Linked DNA regions of Homo sapiens: region 1 is linked to region 2. A link is a loop called in an ENCODE intact Hi-C map of the cell type or tissue named here. Cell type or tissue: CD4-positive, alpha-beta T cell. All regions are shown on one strand. Each heading gives the region's core, and the rest is flanking DNA. Links, peaks and the distances in the headings are about the cores only.

The links. Peaks named below come from ENCODE experiments on the same cell type or tissue, not always from the same donor. Only the 100,000 strongest peaks of a DNase experiment are listed, where the experiment ranks them.
Region 1: a loop joins it to region 2, with 3 times the contacts of the local background. A loop is called at or near these places in 23 of 110 quality-filtered maps.

Annotation. Positions count from the first base shown.
Region 1 is chr6:42,765,544-42,776,715 of GRCh38, reverse strand. It overlaps a transcript of BICRAL not described here. Among named protein-coding and RNA genes, the nearest start is that of BICRAL, 11 kb to the left of the region's middle. RefSeq lists an enhancer at 5,218-5,417 and a silencer at 5,888-5,937. In CD4-positive, alpha-beta T cell, for the core only: no CTCF peak of the experiment used is centred there; DNase peaks (open chromatin) are centred at 2,255, 4,745, 5,435 and 6,657; H3K4me3 peaks cover 1,694 bases; H3K27ac peaks cover 4,227 bases.
Region 2 is chr6:42,814,005-42,825,176 of GRCh38, reverse strand. It overlaps BICRAL (BICRA like chromatin remodeling complex associated protein), which reads right to left. Exons shown (of 13, transcript NM_001393499.1): 3 at 3,114-3,159; 4 at 2,333-2,381; 5 at 2,174-2,242. The coding sequence starts at 3,154. Among named protein-coding and RNA genes, the nearest start is that of BICRAL, 38 kb to the right of the region's middle. In CD4-positive, alpha-beta T cell, for the core only: no CTCF peak of the experiment used is centred there; a DNase peak (open chromatin) is centred at 5,276.

The sequences.
Region 1 (11,172 bases), core at 1,860-9,859, 49 kb after region 2:
TAATAACCTATATCTCAGGTTGGTTGGAGGAGAGTTCAGTAATATTAAGTATATAAAACCTTTGCTTTGGCCAGGTACGGTGGCTCATGCCTGTAATCCTAACACTTTGGGAGGCTGAGGCAGGAGGGTCGCTTGAGCCCAGGAGTTTGAGACCAGCCTGGGCAACATGGTCAGATCCCATTTCTACAAAAAATACAAAAATTAGCTGGGCATGGTGGCATGTGCCTGTGGTCCCAGCTACTTGGGAGGCTGGGGTGGGAGGATCACTTGAGTCTGGGAGGTTGAGTCTGTAGTGAGCCATGATCAAGCCACTGCACTCCAGCCTGGGCGACAGAGCAAGACCCTGTCTCAAAAATAAAAAAATAATAATAAAAATAAGGGCCGGGCTCAGTGGCTCATGCCTGTAATCCCAGCACTTTGGGAGGCCAAGATAGAAGGATCACAATGTCAGGAGTTCAAGACCAGCCTGGCCAAGAGACCAGCCTGGTCAATATGGTGAAACCCCATCTCTACTAAAAATACAAGAATTAGCCAGGTGTGGTGGCGGGTGCCTGTAATCCCAGCTACTCGGGAGGCTGAGGCAGGAGAATTGCTTGAATCCAGGAAGCAGAGGTTGCAGTGAGCTGAGATTGCACCATTGCACTCCAGCCTGGGTGACAGAGAAAGACTCTGACTCAAAATAAATAAATAAATAAAATAAAAAACCTTTGCTTCAGTGTCCCATATATAGTATTGAATAACAGTTGCCATTATTGTTGTGGTTGTTGTTGTTATTAAAAGTACCGTGGAATTATTTTCAAAGCAATGATAAGCAATTTATTGGAGTGATTACAAATGTTTTCAATACCTTGCCTACATTATTTTATTCAATATATGAATTTAAACACTTCACATCATCCTTGTAGAGGACTAAAGCTATTTGTCTCTATATTAAATGACATGTTTCAAGCTGGTTATTTTCCTTGACAGACTTAAAAAAAATCTGAACTCCTACAAGCTTTCAGTACAAGGATAAGGAATTAATACAATACAGCAGAGCTGTTAATAATAAAAAAAAAGCATTCAGCACTCCCACTGGCCTTCCTGTCTTACCCATGTAGACTGTTTCCCCATAGAATATGTTGAGGGGAGGACAGCCATCAGGTTAGGGGGGCACCACATGCTGTTGGAAGGCATGCCCAGGATGTGCCATTCACTGGCTCCCAGGTCCCCCTGGTATTCTATCAGAACTCTTTAACTCTCCTAAATAGAGCATTCCTTCTATTCCACCTGCTCAGGAGGATGGGGGAGTGGAGAGGAAGTGGAATGGAGGTCACATAATCAGGCTTTAAGGTGCTACCACAAAGCACACTTGGAGCTTAGTGAGAAAGTCAGTCTCTAAGATAGAACACCCATGTAAAGGGACTTGCCCAATAAATGTCAGTGTGCTTTCTGAAAATGAAACTACTAAGAGGTAAAACATCTGAAGAAGGAACTACTCTGGCCGGGCGCAGTGGCTCACGCCTGTGATCCCAGCACTTTGGGAAGCTGAAGCGGGCGGATCACCTGAGGTCAGGATTGTTCAAGACCAGCCTGGCCAACATGGTGAAACCCTGTCTCTACCAAAAATACAAAATTTAGCTGGGTGTGGTGGCATGCACCTGTAATCCCAACTACTTGAGAGGCTGAGACAGGAGAATCGCTTGAACCTGGGAGGCGGAGGTTGCAGTTAGTTGAGATGGCGCCACTGCACTCCAGCCTGGGCAACAAGAGCGAAACTCTGTCTCAAAAAAAAAAAGGAACCACTCTGAAAAAGATGACTCATAAATATGAGTGGAAGACAAGGAAATAAGTATGTACTAAGCAGGCACAAAGAAATATCCTTGACAATAAAGAAAAAAAAAAACTACGGGAGTGGAGACACTGTGTGACCCTCACAAGTATTCTGATCACTAAAGAGCCACATTCTTACTTGAGCACTTTTTAGAGCCTGATTAAATACCCTTAGACCATATAATTCTTTCTTTCCTAAATCTTCCAATTACTAGTTCCATTTCCCAGGGACCCTAATACTGTAAAAGTGACACCCTGTGCAAAGGTACTCTTATACTCCAAATGTTTATATATCTCTCTCACTATAAATCATACAATCAACTACTAGTTAGGTGTATTTATCAATCCTGAGTCAGGTCTAAGACAATCAGGAGGATGTTCAGAGATTGGCAGTCAGAGCAAAGGGCACACTGATGCTCTGAAAGGATATTTCGCACGCGGCCTGGTGAAAATGCGATGAGTTACTCCTGCCCCACCACATGCAAGCACCAAAACTCAAGTAATCATCTTCCCTTCTGAATTTGCTCTTCCTCTCTAGTCTCTATGCATGTTTGTAACACCCACCTTTCCCCTAGACCAACCCCTGGATACTTTTCATTTGTCTATGATTCCTCCTCATTCTCCCTCAAACCATGGAGCTGTTGGAGCTCAGAAAAATGATAGCTTGAAAGATGGCACCCTGATATGCTGAACTAAAGAATGGGCCTCAAGGTCTCTCTGACCTCTCCTCCTCCAAACCCCTATCTTTTCAGTCCTCCGTCTCTCTCAAAAGCACAGGATGTTCTCTGAAGTTTCCTTAACTACTGGACCCCAAAAGAGAAACAGAATTGCCTTAGTTCTCCTCTCTGAAATCTCATTATTTGTCACAGAAAAGACTGAGAAATGCAATCACATCTGGACGGGTTTTTTCACAAGATAATGTCTGCCTCTCACTCAAATTCCAAAACAATCATTTACAAAATAATTTCTGTCCCCTGAACCATTTATTCTTCTTAAAAATCATTTGCTACCCTTCAAAATTGCTCTGATCGCTTAAGCCCAGGAGGTCAAAGCTGCAATGGGCCATCATCCCCAAAAACAGGCTGGCCAGCTGGGCGTGGTGGCTCACGCCTGTAATCCCAGCACTTTTGGGAAGCCGAGGCGGATGGGTCACCTGAGGTCAGGAGTTTGAGACCAGCCTGGCCAACATGAAGAAACCCTGTCTCTACTAAAAATACAAAAATTAGCTGGGCGTGGCGGTGGGCGCCTGTAATCCCAGCTACTCGGGATGCTGAGGCATGAGAATCGCTTGAACCCAGGAGGCAGAGGTTGCAGTGAGCTGAGATTGTGCCATTGCACCCTAGCCTGGGTGACAGAGCGAGACTCCGTCTCACACACACAAAAAAAGGCTGGCCAAGGTGGCTCTTGCCTATAATCCCAGTACTTTAGGAGGCCTAGGCTAGAGAACTGCTTGAGCCCAGAAGTTCGAGACCAGCCTGGGCAACATGGCGATGCTTTGTATTTTTTTAATTTTTTTTTTTAATTGCAGCCAGGTGCAGTGGCTCACGACTGTAATCCCAGCACTTTGGGAGGCTGAGGTGGGTGGATCACCTGAGGTCAGGAGTTCAAGACCACCCTGGCCAAAATGGCGAAACCTTGTCTCTACAAAAATACAAAAATTAGCTGGGCATGATGGCGGGTGCCTGTAATCCCAGCTACTCAGGAGGCTGAGGCGGAAGAATCCCTTGAACCCAGGAGGCAGAAGTTGCAGTGAGCCGAGATCGTGCCATTGCACTCCAGCCCGGGCGACAGAGCAAGACTCCGTCTCAAAAAAAAAAAAAAATTGCTCCACTCCCCATCTCCCCTTCTTCTGTGAAGAAGGGTACTTAGGCACCTGGACCTCATTGGGTTATTGGGTAATCATTCTCCTGCTATTCCCCCATGCTATACATGTTAAATATTAAATAAATTGTTATGTCTTTTCTCCTCTTAATCTGTCTACTGCCAGTTCATTTTCAGCAAACTTTCACAGGGCGGAGGTGAAGCTTTCCCTTGGTCCCTACAAAACTCACTTCCAAAATCTCCCTCGAATACCATCCTCCCTCAATGGTAATTCTTTGCCAATTACCATCACCTGAATTCAGGTCCGCCTATTGCTTGGCCTCCCATTGATCTCCTATCCAAATTGCTACAAAGATCATCTTTCTAGATTCTAGAGCTGGTTGTGTCACACCTTCATCAGCACCTCACTGCCTCACTGCCCAGGGATGTTTATTGCAAGTACAGATTCCCAAACCCAAATCCATAACCAGAGAATGGGAATTTCTAGGGCAAGCTGAGAAGTGGTATATGTACTTTCAAGTGGCTCGGTAATTGGCTCCACCTGCCTCCCCAGGCACATCTCGAGCCAGTCCTCTCCTAGTACCCTGTGGTCCCTTTACAGAGAATACCCTGCCCCTGAACAAACAGATCCAGATTTGGACATATCCTTTCCCATCTGCCTGGAATTCCCTTTTCCTGTGGCACAAGTCCACCATTCTTCAAGGCCCAGCTCCAATGCCACCTCCTCTGGGAAGCCTTCTCCCGTCGCCTAACTCAGTGGCTTTCAAACATCTTTGCTTGAGACTCAATCCCAAGAAACACATTTCACATTGTAATTCAGTAGATATATAATTGAAACAAAGGTTTTTGAAAAAAAAATATCTAAACCTACTATGGAGGATGCATCTTGATGTATTTCATTCTATATTGTCTTTATTTTTTCAAATGCTGTTAGGCACTTGGTAAAGGACTTCATGATTCACTAATGGAGGTGACCCCATTTGAAAAACATTGCTTAAAATGAGTGAGTCCCTTCTCTATGCACTCTATACACGCCTCTATTACCCACTGATCACTTTACAATAATGATTTGTTTACAGTCTGCCTTCATCCTCCTCCTCCCCTCCCCAGACAGGCACATACCACAACCAAATCAGCATATCTTGTGACAGTTCCACAGCTGCTGACAAATGCAGAAATGCGAATATTGGAGAATAAATACTTTAATTGCTTTTGCTCGTGTCTAATTTTTTTTTCTTTTCTGATTACAATTCACAGCATAGTCTATTGAAGACTATGCTATTGGAGACTCAGCCTCCCAAGAGGCTGAGCCTGGGAATTATACTAGCTTCAACCCTTCAGTTAACAGCAATTTTTAAAAACAGCCATTGTATCTCAGTACAATTTAACCAAGGTGTTAATTATTCTCTCCCTCAAAAACAAAAACCACATACACGAAAAACCATCAGAAAATATTTTGTCGGGTTGCTAGCCAAGAGAGTGCAAATGTGGGCAAACAAATCTCTTACTTAGATACTTGCAAGCAAATAGTCAAAAACCTCAAAACCCTCCTTCCCTACCACTTCAGACAGGACCCCCCCACCACCCCCCGCCACCCCCACAGGGGTGGGGATGCAGATATAGAGGCCTTTCTATCTGCGCAGCCTGAAGCTCAATTTCTCACTAGGCGGTCCCTAACAACACAAACAAATGAGAAAAGTAGAAAAAACAAAAAGAAACCAGAGCAGCTAAAAAGCATCACGTAATGAAGCCGGGCCGCAAGTTCCGGTGCGAATTGTACCTGTGACGGATGCACGGGCGCAGCGGCGGCCCGCAGGGGGAGGGGTCCTCTTTCTGCAGCACGTGGCGCCAACGACAGGAAACCTGCCTGCAACACCCGCCAACCCTGTACACCGCTCATTTGCAGCATCGTCATTTGTGTGATGCTAATTTGCTCCATGTCCTTGTAAACGTTCTTACAGAGATAAATGAAAATCTACTGCAGGCTTGGGGTGGCCCTGGGCAGGCTAGGAGAGAAGGAGGGACCCAGCAGTCCCCAGGTGTCAGTGAAAAGCTCTGGGAGTCGGAGGACAGAGTAGGCAATCCTGTTCAGAGAGGGGAGGGCCGGGTGCGGTGGCTCACGCCTGTAATCCCAGCACTTTGTAAGGCCGAGGCAGGCGGATCACTTGAGGTCAGGAGTTCGTGGCCAACGTGGTGAAACCCCGTCTCTACTAAAAATACAAAAATTAGCGGGGCGTGGTGGCGGGCACCTGGAATCCCAGCTACACGGTAGGCTGAGGCAGGAGAATCACTTGAACTCGGGAGGTGGAGGCTACAGTGAGTGGAAATTGCGCCACTGCACTCCAGACCGAAAAAAACAAAAACACTGACCGGGTGGGGTGGCTCATGCCTGTAAACCCAGCACTTTGGGAGGCCGAGGCGGGTGGATCACCTGAGGTCAGGAGTTCGAGACCAGCCTGGCCAACATGGTGAAACCCCGTCTGTACTAAAAATACAAAAAATTAGCTGGGTATGGTGGCAGGTGCCTGTAATCCCAGCTACTCTGGAGGCTGAGGGAGAAGAATCGCTTGAACCTGGGAGGTGGAGGTTGCAGTGAGCTGAGATTGCGCCACTGCACTCCAGTCTGGGCAATATGAGCAAGGCTCCGTCTCAAAAAAAAAAAAAAAAAAATAATAATAATAATAAAATTAGCCGGGCATGGTGGCACGTGCCTGTAATCCCAGCTACTCGGGAAGCTGAGGCATGAGGATCGCTTGAACCCGAGAGGCGAAGGTTGCAGTGAGCCGAGATCACGCCTCTGCACTCCAGCCTGGGTGACAGAGCAAGACCCTGTCTTAAAAAACAAAAGAAAACAAAAAACTAAGAGAGGGAAGAACAGGAGATACTTTAAAGCTGGGTTTTAAAGAATGACTAAGAGTTCTCCAAATCACATGGGGAAAGGCAGAAGAGAGCTCCTGGTAGAGGAACCTAAGAGAGTGTATTTGGCAAAGTCCTTAAATATAAATGAGGGGGACAGGCAGATGATGAGGGGCTTTGCAGATCATGGAAGGGTGTGGATGATCCGTAGGCCGCTGCTTTCCACACTGCAGGTCACAATGCAGTAGGCTGTGCAAGTCATGAGACTGTGACCAGCTTTTATAAAAAATGAAAGAACCTAGATCAGAAGATACCAGAATACATACAAGCAGTAAGGGTGTAAACTTGGGAAATCTGTTTCAGTTATAAATGTGTCTGTGTATGTATGTACTTGTTTGTAATATAAGTGTATTTCTTACTGTGGTGGTGATCTTTAAGTTTTTGAACAAAAAAAATTCTAGACAAACAGGACACAATAAGAGAATGCTATGAACAGATTTGAATTCCATGAGGATAAATGTGGTAGCAGTATGGAAGGTCGGTGGGCAGAGGTGAGGGCTCCGAGCACACATGGTATTGTGTTTGTGTGAGGCTTCTCCAGCCCAGACAGTGAGCTTGATGCTCTAGGACAGACTCTGTGTCATGTAGCTCCCAGTCCCGGCACTTGGCACACAGTAGGCACTAAAGGAATGTTTCTTGACCAGATATGGTAACTAACTTCCAAGATGGCCCCTAGCAAGCCTCACCTCCTGGTATTCTCACCTTTGTGCATCCTCCCTCCTACTGTGTACCAGGGTTGGTTTGGGTGACCAATAGGATAGGGCAGAAGCTTCCCATCTTGGGTGCTCTCTGGATCGCTCACTCTGGGAGAAGCTGGCTGCCATGTCATGAGGACACTCAGAGAGTCTATGGACAGACCCATGTGGTGAGGAACTGAAGTCTCCAGCCAATAGCTAATAGCTTAGGCATCCTGCTGGTAGCCAGACCGCCTCACGGGTGAGCTTGGAAACAGATCATCCCCAGCCTACCCTTCACAGTACTGCAGCCCCAGGGGCCAGCTTAACTATAAACTCATGAGAGACCCTGAGACAAAAACACTCAACTAAGCTCTTCTTGCATTCCTGACCCACAGAACTGTGACGTAATAAATGCTTGCTGTTTTAAGCTGCTACATTTTAGGGTGCCTTGTTATATAGTCATAGACAACCAATACACTGGGTTAACATGAAGTCCAGAAACGTTTAAAATATATTAGAGTTACCCATTCTTTACTACTATTTTGTTTTTTCTCAAAGCATCTGTCACATCACATCTTTAGCCTGCTTAGAGAACGACATCTGACCCAACCTGGGCCATTAGGATCCTCTCTTCTGGGTATTAGCACTTGGGACACAGAGACTGGGTCAGCTGTGAGGAGCAGACTACAAGGCTAGAAAGCCTAGGGGGCAATGCCACCATTTTGGAGAAGTGGTAATGGGGCCCATGTAAGTGCACGGCCTCAGAAGGACCAGTGATTGGGGTAGAGGGGAAGAAAGCAGATTCTCACTGGGCATGGAGGGGAGAAGGGAGGAGAAAGTGCCTGATTGATATCTGAGTCCCCTGAGGCCTGGCTGGCTTTCTAGCTTTGGAGTTGGAATATTTCCTTTCCTTACGATTATTCCTCATTCTACCTGCTAATCTGAGCAAGCTCACTTTCTTGCAAACCAAAGATCCTGGAATATGCTGGCCAGCTTCTGTCCAGTGCTGGCCAGAGAAGCAGCTCCTCCTTTTGTGGCAGGCCAAGTATCTCTCCAGAGAGAACAACAACCCACCAAAGATTAAGCTTTAGTATTACTGCTATGTAAAAACTACTATCGATGGGGTAAAAGGTCCTCTCAGACCATCCAACTCCTTTTGCCTTCACTTCACTTTCAGCCAGTAATCTTTTGATTATTAATGGACTTCACTTTTAAAAGTAGTGTTCCGGCCAGCTGACCTAATCATTCCAGTGGTTGGTAAGTTCATGCCCATTATAAATTCACAGATTGGCTTTCGAAGACAAATCATTCTTGAGTAACCTCAATTTCATTTCCACTGCTCTCAGTCAAGCCCTGTCATTTATCCAGTGAAACATTACAATAGCCTCCCAATGGCACTTCCCCTACTCCAATCCATTCTCTTCACCTTCTTCTAAAACACAAATCTGATGCCTCACTCCCTGCTCTAAACCATCTGACAGGTCCCCAAGCACCCTCAGAATGACTGGCATCTCCAGCCCCATCTTCCACCACGCCTCCTCCATGCTGCTCCAGACCACTCTCCACTCTTGCCATGCGGTGTTATTCCCAAGTTTCTCAATTGGTGTCCACCCAGCTCTGCCTGTGTTCTTCCTGTTGCCTGGTGTTCCTTTCCTATGGACACCTCCCCTGCCTTCCCACTTTTCCCACCCTCCTGTTTCCTCTGTACTTCCATAGAACTTCCTTCCTCCTTGATAACACACAGTATGGTCAGCTTGACTAATAATTACTTGTCCTGTCTGTCCCTGGATTGTAAGCCTCAAGGAGATGAAGACTACACTTTGTTCATTTTTATACTTCCCTTCTCCCCAGGGCCAACTACAGTAGCTTGCATCAATATGTTAAGCTAACATTTCTTGCGTCTTTACCATATCAAGCCACCTGGCTGGTGTTGCAGGTAGCAGACACTCAACAAACACCCACTGGATTAAAGTCAGTCAGGGTGGCATGGACAAGTGTTCCCTGGACCTAATGATGTTCAGATGAGATGCCCATCTATCATCTGTGTTTGCAGAGCTGAGACAGCAGAGTTAGACTCATGGTGGCATCCATGGTGAGGCAATGAATGAATCTCAGCCTAGCCTTTTACAAAAAAACTTTTACATGAGGCATAATTTCTCATTTAAAATTAAATGACATTAATTAATAATTAAATGACATAAATAGAAAACAAAAAAAAGCACTGGAATTAATAAGCAAACAGACAAATCCACACACATACAACACAGTTTTTCCTCTTTTTAAACAATTAATTAAGTTGACATTCCTCTCTCCTCTTTTCTTTCTCTTTCTTTCTTTGAGACAGAGGCTTAACTCTGTCGCCCAGGCTGGAGTGCAGTGGCACAATCTTGGCTCACTACAACCTCTGCCTCCCAGGTTCAATCTATTCTTCTTCTTTTTTTTTTTTTTTTGAGATGGAGTCTCACTCTGTTGCCCAGGCTGGAGTACAGTGGCGCCATCTCAGCTCACTGCAAGCTCCGCCTTCCGGGTTCACGCCATTCTCCTGCCTCAGCCTCGCGAGTAGCTGGGACTACAGACGCCTGCCACCACGCCCGGCTAATTTTTTGTATTTTTAGTAGAGACGAGGTTTCACTGTGTTAGCCAGGATGGTCTCGATCTCCTGACCTCATGATCCGCCCGCCTTGGCCTCCCAAAGTGCTGGGATTACAGGTGTGAGCCACGGCACCCGGCACAATCAATTCTTCTGTTTCAGACTCCCGAGTAGCTCGGATTACTGGTGCTCACCACCACACCCAGCTAATTTTTGTATTTTTAGCAGAGATGGGGTTTCACCATGTTGGCCAGGCTGGTCTCAAACTGCTAACCTCAAGTGATCCACCCGCTCGGCCTCCCAAAGTGCTATTACAGGCGTGACCCACTGTGCCAGGCCTCTTTCTCTTTCTACAATTGCAATTATGACTCACAAGCACATTACAGGATGCTAAGTTTAGATGAACAAATATTAGAGAATGGCATGGGAGTGGATTCCCCAGTTAGCCAGTTTGCGTGTTTCAGAGCTAAGGCATGTGGGTCAATCCACAGGTGACTTTATTGTAGTTCTTTCAAAAGAGTCAGCATCTACACATGAAGGTAGAAGCAGAATCTGGTCCTGATTTTCCCACTGACGATCCTTGTCCTGGCTCCAACTCTTCATCTCTCTCTCTTACCCCCAAGATTTGTGGAAAAGCCCCAGCTCTGGGCAAACTTGAGACTGATGACACAATCCTAAAGAACTTGACTACTCAGATAATATCAGAGAACTTTACAAAGTCACTCCTAAAGCAATTGATGAAAAAGTACCGGAAGGCTGGGCATGGTGGCTCACATCTGCATTCCCAGCACTTTGGGAAGCTAAGGTGGATGGATAGCTTGAGCCCAGGAGTTCGAGACCAGCCTGGGCAAAATCCTGTCTCTACCAGAAATACAAAAATTAGCCAGTCTTATAACCTGGTCTCAAAAGAAATAAATAGAAAACAAAAACAAAAAGCACTGGAATTAGTAGCAAACAAACAAATCCCCACATATACAATATAGTTTTTCCTCTTTTTAAACGATTTCTACACACTAAGTTTCTATCTTCCACAGGCTATATAATCAATCATTATATATTGCCTCAAATCAATGCTCACCCCTACAGGTTCTTAAAAAAAAAGCAGCAAATAATATTGCCTTGATCCCTGACAGCCTGTAGAGCTACCAACAAGAGAGCACCAGGAATCGCCCACTTGTACGATACATGAAGTCCTACAGTGGCTCTGGCTTTCTGGGGAACTCACACCTTTATCAAGAGCCTATATTTTCCTTGGCTTATGTTTGCAACACACATTTCACTCAAGCTTCACCTTTCACTTCATCATCATTCTTCAGATGAAAAGAGTTTCTATTACCTGAAGGGAATTACTCTGTG
Region 2 (11,172 bases), core at 1,439-9,438:
GCAATTCTCCTGCCTCAGTCTCCTGAGTAGCTGGGATTACAGGCACACGCCACTACGCCCGGCTAATTTTTTGCATTTTTAGTAGAGATGGGGTTTCACTATGTTGGCCAGGCTGGTCTCGAACTCCTGACCTCGTGGTCTGCCTGCCTCGGCCTCCCAAAGTGTTGGGATTAGAGGCGTAAGCCACTGCGCCCAGCTGCTGGTCTAATTTTTAAATTTTTTGTAGAGATGGGGTCTCACTATGCTGGTTGGTCTCAAACTCCTGAGCTCAAGTAATCCTCCTGCCTTGGCCTCCTAAAATGGTGGGATTATAGGCATGGGCCACCATGTCTGGCTGAGGTTAATATATGTTAAGCTCTTAATGCCAAGCACATACTAAATGCTCAAGTGTTACTCATTATCTTTGTTTTTCTCATTTAAGATGAAAACAACTTATAAGTAACTATGAATTAAGAATAATTTCTTTAAAGATTATTATGTAACAAGGTTCAAAACATTCTAATATGAGTTTCTCAGGTTGTAACATTTCTGAGTCATTTTAGAAAGAATGTTGAGGCCAGGTGCAGTGGCTCACGCCTGTAATGGGGCGGGGATCACTTGAGATCAGGAGTTCAAGATCATCCAGGCCAACATGGAGAAACGCAGTCTCTACTAAAAATACAAAAATTAGCTGGTGTGGTGGTGGGTACCTGTAATCCCAGCTACTAGGGAAGCTGAGGCAGGAGAATTGCTTGAACCCAGGAGGCAGAGGCTGCAGTGAGACGAGATCGTGCCACTGCACTCCAGCCTGGGCAACAGAGCAAGATTCCGTCTCAAAAAAAGAAAGTTGAAAGCTTAGAAAAATGGCAAAGTGGATATATAACTTGTCTTTTTATTATTTAAAAGACAACCTCATATAGTTTGTCTTTTTATTATTTATTATTTATTTTTATTTTTTTTATTTTTTTGAGACAGAGTCTCCCTATGTGGCCAGGCTGGAGTGTAATGGTGCGATCTTGGCTCACTGCAACCTCCAACTCCCTGGTTCAAGCGATTCTCCTGCCTCAGCCTCCTGAGTAGCTGGGATTACAGGCACGCGCCACCACACCAATTTCTGTGTTTTTAGTAGAGACGGGGTTTCACCGTGTTGGCCCGGATGGTCTCGATCTCCTGACTTCATGATCTGCCTGCCTCGGCCTCCCAAAGTGCTGGGATTACAGGTGTGAGCCACCATGCCTGGTGTATTATTTTATTTATTTATTTATTTATTGTTTGAGATGGAGTTTCGCTCTGTCGCCCAGGCTGGAATGCAGTGGCGGGATCTCGGCTCACTGCATCCTTTGCCTCCTGGGTTTATGCAATTCTCTGCCACAGGCTCCCGAGTAGCTGGGATTACAGGCGCCTACCACCATGCCTGGCAATTTTTTTTTGTATTTTTAGTAGAGATGGGGTTTTACCATCTTGGCCAGGCTGATCTTTAACTCCTGACCTCGTGATCCACCTGCCTCGGCCTCCCAAAGTGTTGGGATTACAGGCATGAGCCACCACATCTGGTCTATTTTATTTTTTAAAAATAGAGACAGGGTCTTGCTATGTTGCCCAGGCTGGTCTTGAACTCCTGAGCTCAAATGATTCTCCCACTTTGGCCTCCCAAAGTGCTGAGATTACAGGTGTGAGCTACTGTACCTGGCCACATAGCTTGTCTTAATTGACTAAGTTAAAAGTAGAAAATGTCTACATAATTCAATAGATTTTCTTCCTATATAAATTACAACAGGCTGGGCACAGTGGCTCATACCTGTAATTCCAACATTTTGGGAGGCCAAGGTAGGTGTATTGCTTGAGCCTGAGAGTTCAAGACCAGCCGGGCTAACATGGCGAAACTCTGTCTCTATTAAAAATACAAAAATTAGCCCGTGTGGCATGCGCCTGTAGTCCCAGCTATTCGGGAGGCTGAGGTGGGAGGATCGCTTCAGCCTGGGAGGTCAAGGCTGCAGTGAGCTGTGATCGCACCACTGCACTCCAGTCTGGGCGACAGAGTGAGGCCCCATCTCAAAATAAATAAATAAAATTAAATTAATTACAACAGACAAGGTAAGGATTCTCATGATACAAAGGCAGTTAAAGGCTCAGTTCACAAGGCATCAATCAGACAGAAACCATTCAATCATTGCATTTAGTTTCCAATACTCACACTAGAGTTGGCGAAAATTGAATTTGAATTGGCTGCAGAATATCCTGCATTAGTCAAGTCATCATTGCTCTGCAAAGATACAAATTCAATAGGTGGTTACTACTTTAACTGTAAAGCAGAAACAAAATAGATGTCTGTGGTATTCTATGCATTACTTACAGATTTATTACTAGGTCCATGTAGAAAATAGTTCAATGCTTGTGGGTCTCTAGAAAAGAGAGGAAAAAAAGAGATAAAACAACAAACAAATATACTATCTATATTTAGAACTAATTTTTACTAGAGTAGAAAGAAAATGATTTATTACCTGAGTAAAATCCTCTCCCTATTTTAAAACTATTAGTAGGTTTTTTTTTTTTTAATCTTGTTTTTGTTTTGATGTTGTGCCATTTCCTATTATTATTCACTTCTGCCTCCTGGGATTTATTAGGAAATAAATTTAATAAATAATTACTTGCTGAGCACAGTGGCTCATGCCTGTAATCCCAGCACTTTGGGAGGCTGAGGCAGGAGGATCACTTCAGTCTAGGAGTTGGAGACCAGCTTGTACAACATGGCAAAACCCTGTCTCTACAAAAAAAAAAAAACACAAAAAATTAGCCAGGCATGGTGGTGTGTGACTGTAGTCCCCGCTACTTGGGAGGCTGAGGTGGGAGGATCGTGTGGGCCTGGGAGGTGGAGGCTACAGTGAGCTGAGATTGTGCTGCTGCACTTTAGCCTGGGTGACAGAGTGAGACCCTGTCTCAAAAGGAAAAAAAAAAAAAGAATTACTGAATTACAACCCCTATGTTAATCATGTCTCTGTTTCTCTACTAAACCTATGATTATTATTTAATTTTTATTTAAAATACCTATCAGGTGTTATATGCTATTAGGTTGTCTTAGTGTTCAGCAAACCTCACACATTTGATTTACCCAGGTTTTGGAATAAGCATCTTACCCAATAAGATCAAGGAGACACGAGTCATCATCATCATCCATGACAACTATAAAGAAAAGGGAGAGGAAAACAGGTTTCAGTAAAGCAGATTAAAGACAGTAGTATCAATGCAATACAAAAGTATGCCTTACACTTTTCTGGATAAATAACTGTAATTCACGTGAGTTTTCCTCTGCTTAATATTAATGTAATTTTAAAAATTTTGAGGTCATTTGAGAGATAAAGTATTCAATTTAAACTTTTTATTGAAAACAAACCTTTAACTTATAAGTCAAAAAAGAATCTAGACAAATCAAAGATAGTTGGCAGCAACCTCCCTCACATGCAGATTCCCCCAAGGGGCTATAAACCATGAACAGTAACTTCCTCAAAATGTACAATAAACAAGGGGAGAAATAATATTTATGTTTTAGAAAAGATCTCATAGACATAGAGGTCTTTTAATTTTGTGACTCAATGTTCCTAAACATGGTGAGCAACCTACATTTTTTGCCATATTCTGGCTATCTTTAGGAAGATAGGAAAATGGTTCTTCCTGCATTTAGAGAGAGAAGAGGGGGCACCCTAGCCGCAGGCAGTCTCTGCAGGCTCTGGCCGGCCGGTCCCACATTCTCCTTTTGCAGCAGCACCACCCCTGTTCAACTCCAAACAATCTACATCCTAACACTAGAATCCTTAAAGTAGAGAATCTCAACCAAAAAAGTTCACCCTAGCTCCAGGCCCCGAGATCCCTCTCTCCCCCACCAGCGACAGTGTCAAGCTTAGCCAGTGAAATGACTATGCTTGGGCTGAAACAACAACAACTGCACAGATTCCAAGAGCAGCTCTCCCCACAGACTGGGAAACTTACACTAGTGATCCGACACCTGGCACACAGCTTCACACCCTTTTGAGCCATGTGTGGAATAATTTACATCACGGAATGCCAGGGCCAAGAGTTCTGGAGCAGTTGGAAAGGGCAGTTGTGAACGGCAGTTGGACGTAGGAATGAAATCCTGAAAAGATGCCCAGAAGAGGGACACGCCCGAAGGCAGAAGGGACAGTCTCTACTAAATGTTTTTCCTCTGTTAAAACTGCATCTCTTCTCCAGTTCCCTCAGACTTCCCACTCTAACAGTCACAAGGCCAAACTAGTATAAAATGTACTCCTGCTACATGGAAGGTAACTTGCTTTCCTCAGGAAGAGTCTGGAAGGGGTAAGTACCCCCACTGGGATCTGCCAGTGATCTTCCCCTTGGCGGCTGAATTCATTCAGATGCTGAATGATCTGGGAGATTACAAACCCTGTGAGTAGAATCCAGTGGAGAGGAGAAATGATGGTTGAGAAAGGAGGAAGAAGCAGTGGGAAAAGATACCAAAAGGTGACTCCCAAGGCTGAAACTGACAAGGGCAGCTGGCTAAGTGAAATCTGCTTTTTAGAACTCAACTTGGAGTCACTCATGGGCACACTCACATGACTATACTAGTGTAACATGACTGTGGAGGAGTGAAGATGGGACAGAAAGGAAAAGCAGGAAAATGATCATCACGTAGATACAGAAAAATCTGTGTGAAGGTCTTCCCTTAAATCCTGACGACATTTAGTGAGATAAAATTGTATTAACCATGGCTCATCAGCATACCATAGGCTTGTCTCTCAGGCATCATAATCATATGGAAAAAATTAGCCAATTATGACATACATTAAGCCTATAAAGGAGATATTACTTTTTTAACATGACCGCTTAAATTGAATTCCCCTGTATCCTTTGTGAATTCATTTTTTTTAAGTGTCCGTCTCTGGAACAAACTAATTAATAAAAATGTAAGTGAAAAATAGCCTATACCAAAGAAAAACACTTCCACAACTCTCCCAGCTTCCCTCCTTACTTGACACACTTGCCTAGTTCCTCTACTTGATGAGGTGCCCTAAGGGTTAAACAAGCCCTGAGGCAGGAAGTCAACACCAGTCACTCCATTGAGGTGTTACTACCACTAGCACTTTCAAGCACAGAGAACAGCTGCTACCCCTAAGTTTAGAGTGACAAACTACTTGAGTAGTGCAAACAGAACACTTTTATAATATTGAATGAGATTAAAAGCCATTGTGCAACCTTCTCTACCAAACAAAACAGGGAGTCAAACACTTGGCTTGAAAGAAGGCTCCCTGGGAATATCTACCCCCTATCAGCAGCATCAGGAACTGCCAGACAGGCCTTCTCCTCTGGTCCCAGTAGGTACAACTCTAGGAGCCTTTACAGTCAGGGGCACCCTGAGAATTCTGCTTTTTAAAGGGTCACACTCTTTTCTCACCTTAAACAGTTTCAAATTAAAAGAGATGACCCTTAGCCCTGTATTCTCTAGCTTCAAATAATGCCAAAATGTAGTCATAATATAGCCTAATCCAGGGGTTCCTTTCACCAGATGACCTATGGTCCATCAAAGTAAATTTACCAGAGCAAAATTGTAAAATTGTCTATGATTTTAAAATGAGAAGATAGGCCGGGCATGGTGGCACATGCCTGTAATCCCAGCACTTTGGGAGGCCGAGGTGGGTGGATCACCTGAGGTCAGGAGTTCGAGATCAGCCTGGCCAACACGGTGAAACCCGTCTCTACTAAAAATACAAAAAATTAGCCAGGCATGGTGGCACTTGCCTGTAGTCCCAGCTACTCGGGAGGCTAAGGCAGGAGAATTGCTTGAACCTGGGAGGCAGAGGTTGCAGTGAGCCGAGATCATGCCACTGCACTCCAGCCTGGGTGACAGAGAGAGATTCTGTCTCAAAAAATAAAATTAAAAATAAAAATAAAAATAAATAAAACGAGAAGATAATCTGAAGATCAGTCACTAATGACCTAAAAGTGAAGAATTCTGTTTTCTCTGGAAAGATTCTCCATTTACTTCTGGACTCCTGTTGAGGCTCTTTTCACATTCAAGTAACAACCCTGGAATCCCTAGATGGGTGGCTGACCCCAGGTGGATTTTATGAGGCTAAGGGGAAATCCCTGGATGAGTGATTGGAAACTATTTCTTGGCCCAACAGACATGAGCAAGACGTCTTCCCCTCTGTAAATAGCACTAGACAGTGGGATTTGTCGTGGAGGGAAGGGGGCTGTAGGCACCCCAAGAGTTCAGAAATCACTGTCCTGAACACCTGACTACCTCTCTTAAAAAATTAAAGCTAATATTTAAAACTGTTCTGAATTGCACCAACAAACATCTTAAATAATAGCTTTTAATCAAGAGGACACAGTGTAAAAATGACGTTTCAAAGCGGTGGGGAAAAGTTGTTAACCATATGGGGAAAATAAGGTAGATTCACACCTCATATCTTACACAAAAATAAATTCTAGATGGATCTAGGAGTTAAATGGTGGATGGAGAAAGAACCTTAAAGTAATAGAATAACTCATGGGAGAATTTTTTTTTTTTTAACAATCTTGGAGTGAGGAAAGTCTAAGGATGTCATAAGACACACAAGTCATAAAAGACTGACAAAGTCAACGACATAAAGTGCAAAGCTTCTGCATGATAAAAGAAAAACACATCATAAGCAAAGTCAAAGACTAAAACAAATAAACAAAAATAACTAAGAAAAATACCTCCACTTCATACCCCAGAAGGCTTTTCTCCCTAATACACAAAGAGCTCCTATAAATAAGGAAAATTTTTTATCAGGGCTTTTCTCCCTAATACATAAAGAGCTCTTATAAATAAGGAAAATTTTTTTATCAGGATCCATCCAGAATATCAAAGATTTAATCAGTTTATGAGCAATCAATTCACAGAAAAGGAAATACAACTAGCTCCTAAGCATATAAAATAATCAACCTTACTTACAATAAGGGAAATAAAAATTAATATTGTAGTGAGATACTACATGTCCTGTCAGATTGGCAAAGACAGAAAAGTTGGATGAAGGATTCTGCTAGCAGGGAGTGGGGAAATAGGAACTTTTATACACTGACAGGATACAGACTCATATAACCTCTAGTGAGGGCAATTTAGCAATGTCTTTCAAAATCTTAAGTGCACAGATCAGCTTACCAAGCAAATCCATTTCCAGGTATTTGTACTGCAGATATTCTTTTTTACTCACTTTTTTTTTTTTTTTTTTTAGAGATAGGGTCTCTCTATGTTGCCCAGGCTGGACTTGAATTTCTGGGCTCAAGAGATCCTTAACCCCCTAAGTAGCTGGGCCTACAGGTATGTGCCACCATAACCAGCTGTCACGTGGGTATTCTTTCACATGTGCCAAATGATATGTGTATAAGAATATCCAGGGCAGTATTATTATTATTTTAGTATTAATTGGTTTTAACAAAGGACGGCAAAACCCTAGATGTCATGGGTATGGGGTTTCTTTCTGGGGCAATAAAAATGTTCTTGAACCTGCTTGGCAATGTAGTGAGACCCAATCTCTACAAAACATTTAAAAATTAGTTGAGTGTGCTGATGCACACCTGTAGTTCCAGCTACTTGGGAGGCTGAGATGGGAGGATTGTTTGCTTGAGCGTAGGAGGTCAAGGCTGCAGTGAGCTATGATTACACCACTGCACTCCAGCCAAAGCGACAGAGCCAGACTCTGCCTCTTAAAAAAAAAAAAAAGAGTTCTTGTATTAAACTACTGAATTATATACTTTAAAAGGGTGAGTTTTATGGTATGTAAATTATATCTTAATTTAAAAAACTCTCTTAAAAACCCTAAATGTCCATGATTAAATGTCCTGGTTAAATCAATTATGGTTTACCTACATAGTGGAGTACTCTGCAGTCATTAAAACTAATGAGGCAGTTTTAATCATACTAACTTGGTAGGATATATGGTCAATTAAAAAAGAAAGGTGCAGAATATTATGTACATTATGTTCCCAAATGTGTGTGTGGGGGAAATACACACACACACATATATACACACACACACACACACACACACATATAAATGATGTGTGTGTGTAAATGTATAGAACCTAAAATGAAGCACAGGTAACCAGTAACACTAGTTGCTTCTGGGAAGAAAACAGGGTGACTGGGGAACAGAGGAAGATACACAATTTTTTTTTTTTTTTTTTGAGATGGAGTCTCGCTCTGTCGCCCAGGCTGGAGTGCAGTGGTGCAATCTCGGCTCACTGCAAGCTCAGCCTCCCAGGTTCACACCATTCTCCTGCCTCAGCCTCCCGAGTAGCTGGGACTACAGGCGCCCACCACCACGCCCAGCTAATTTTTTGTATTTTTAGTAGAGACTGGGTTTCACCATGTTAGCCAGGATGGTCTTGATCTCCTGACCTCGTGATCCGCCCGCCTCGGCCTCCCAAAGTGCTGGGATTACAGGCGTGAGCCACCACGCCCGGCTGATACTCTTTATTTATATGTCCTTTTGTACATTTTGAAATTTGTGCCACATGCATGTAAGATCTAATCAAAAAAGAAAAACAATTAATAAAACAAGGAGAAGAAGGACACAAAATGAAGTACAAGAACCTCAAGTCAGTTTAGCTGGGTGTGGTGGTGCTTGCCTTTAGTCCCAGCTACTTGGTAGGCTGAGGTCGGAGGATGACTTGAGCCCAGGACATGAAGGTTGCAGTGAGCCGTGATCGTGCCACTGCACTCCAGCCCGGGCAAAAGTACCAAACCCTATCTCAAAAATAAAATAAAATTTAAAAAGAACCTCAAGTAAGGCTCGCTTTCCTTAAGTATACTAAATATACCAAATACTCAGAACTTTTTTTTTTTTTGAAGAGACAGGGTTTCATTATGTTGCCCAGCCTGGCCTTGAACTCTTGGGCCCAAGCGATCCTCCCCTTTCAGTCTTCTGAGTAGCTAGGATTACAGGTGTATGCTACAGTGCCCAGCTAAATACTTAGAACTTTTTTTTTTTTCATTTTTTTTTGGTAGAGACGAGGTCTCACTATGTTGCCCATGCTGGTCTCGAACTGCTGCACTTAAGTGATCCTCCACCTTGGTCTCCTAAAGTGCTGGGATTACAATTACCATGCCCAGCCCTTAGAATATTTTAAAGCAGCCTACTGGCCTGGAGAATAAGCCACATCAGCTGTCTTAAAAGAAATACTGTATCTTTTTTTTTTTTTTTTTTTTTTTTTGAGACAGAGTTTCTCTCTTGTTGCCCAGGCTAGAGAGCAATGGCGCAATCTTGGCTTACCACAACCTCCGCTTACCGGGTTCAAGTGACTGTCCTGCCTCAGCCTCCCGAGATAGGATTACAGGGCCACACCACCATGCCTGGCTAATTTCGTATTTTTAGTAGAGACAGGGTTTCTCCACGTTGGTCAGGCTAGTCTCGAACTCCTGACCTCAGGTGATCCGCCCACCTCAGGCTCCCAAAGTGCTGGGATTACAGTCAGGAGCCACCACGCCCGGCCAAGAAATACTGTATCTTAAAAACAGTCTGAATTTAATTAAGTTCACAGCAAAACTTCAAAGACCTCCAAGGCAGAGATATAACAGTGTATTAATTTTTTTTCCACACAGAGGGAGAAAATCTAAGCTCTCATGAAGAAACATAATTGGTTGCAAGAACAGATATTTCAGGAAACCCAGTTCAGCAAATCAGTTTTGCCTATTTAAGATATTCTGGGCTGGGCACGGTGGCTCACGCCTGTAATCCCAACAATTTGGGAGGCCGAGATGGGCGGATCACCTGAGGTCAGGAGTTTGAGACCAACCTGGCCAACATGGTGAAACCCTGTCTTTACTGAAAATACAAAAAATTTAGCTGTATGTGGTGGTGGATGCCTGTAATCCTATCTACTCGGGAGGCTTAGGCAGGAGAATTGCCTGATCCCAGGAGATGGGGGTTGCAGTGAGCCAAGATTGCCCCACTGCACTCTAGCCTGGGCAACAGAGCGAGACTCCATCTCAAAAAAAAAAAAAAAAAAAAAAGATATTCTGACCAGTAGCAATGGAAGAAAACCAAACTTCACCCTTAGGAGTCATAAAACAGCCTGGCCAACATGGTGAAACTCTGTCTCTGCTAAAAATACAAAAAAAATGAGCCAGGCGTGGTGGTGCGTGCCTGTAATCCCAGCTACTATGGGGGCTGAGGCATGAGAATCTCTTGAACCAGGAGGTGGAAGTTGCAATGAGCTGAGATTGCACCACTGCACTCCAGCCTGGGTGATAGAGTGAGACCCTGTCTCAAAAAAAAAGAAAAAAAAAAGTAATAGAACAGGATTTCAAAGACTGCGCAAACTGAAATTTGGTATGTGGCCACTATTACAAATGTTTTTGTTTCCTCCTTTATCTGCTTATCTGTTCTTTTGCTTCTTTCAAAAATAATAGCCTAGTGGCTGAGGCAGGCGGATCACCTGAGGTCAGGAGTTCGAGACCAGCCTGGCCAACATGGTGAAACCCTGTTCTACTAAAAATACAAGAATTAGCCGACCATGGTGGCGCATGCCTGTAATCCCAGCTACTTGGGAGGCTAAGGCAGGAAGGAGAATCGCTTGAACCTGGGAGGCAGAGGCTGCAGTGAGCCAAGATCGTGCCACTGAACTCCAACCTGGGTAACAGACCAAGACTTCATCTAAAAAAAAAAAAAAAAAAAAATATATATATATATATATATACACACACACACACACACACATGCATGTATATGTATGTATACGTATATATACATATACATACATGTATGTGTATATATATGTATGTATACATGTGTGTTGTGTATATATATAATTTATATATATACATATACATATGTGTATGTATATAGCCTAGTGAAGATGGCTTGAACTCAGGGGGTTGAGACTACAGTCAGCTGAGATCACGCCACTGCACTCCAGCCTGGGTGACAAAGTGAGACCGTGTCTCAAAAAAAAAAAAAAAAACCCACCAAGAGCCAATACGAGATACCTTACCAAAAACTACTGACATTTGCTTTACTTGTAGTAAGTTGCTATAACATGAGTCATAACTTCCTAATAATTTACAAACAAATTTACCTCTAAAAGGTGCTGAGGTTAGCAAATTATTGAGAGACTTTAAGCAGACATGAACTACGGAATAGTTGCAGTCTTCAAAATCACATTTTTACCCCCGGACCTATTGAAGGTAAAATG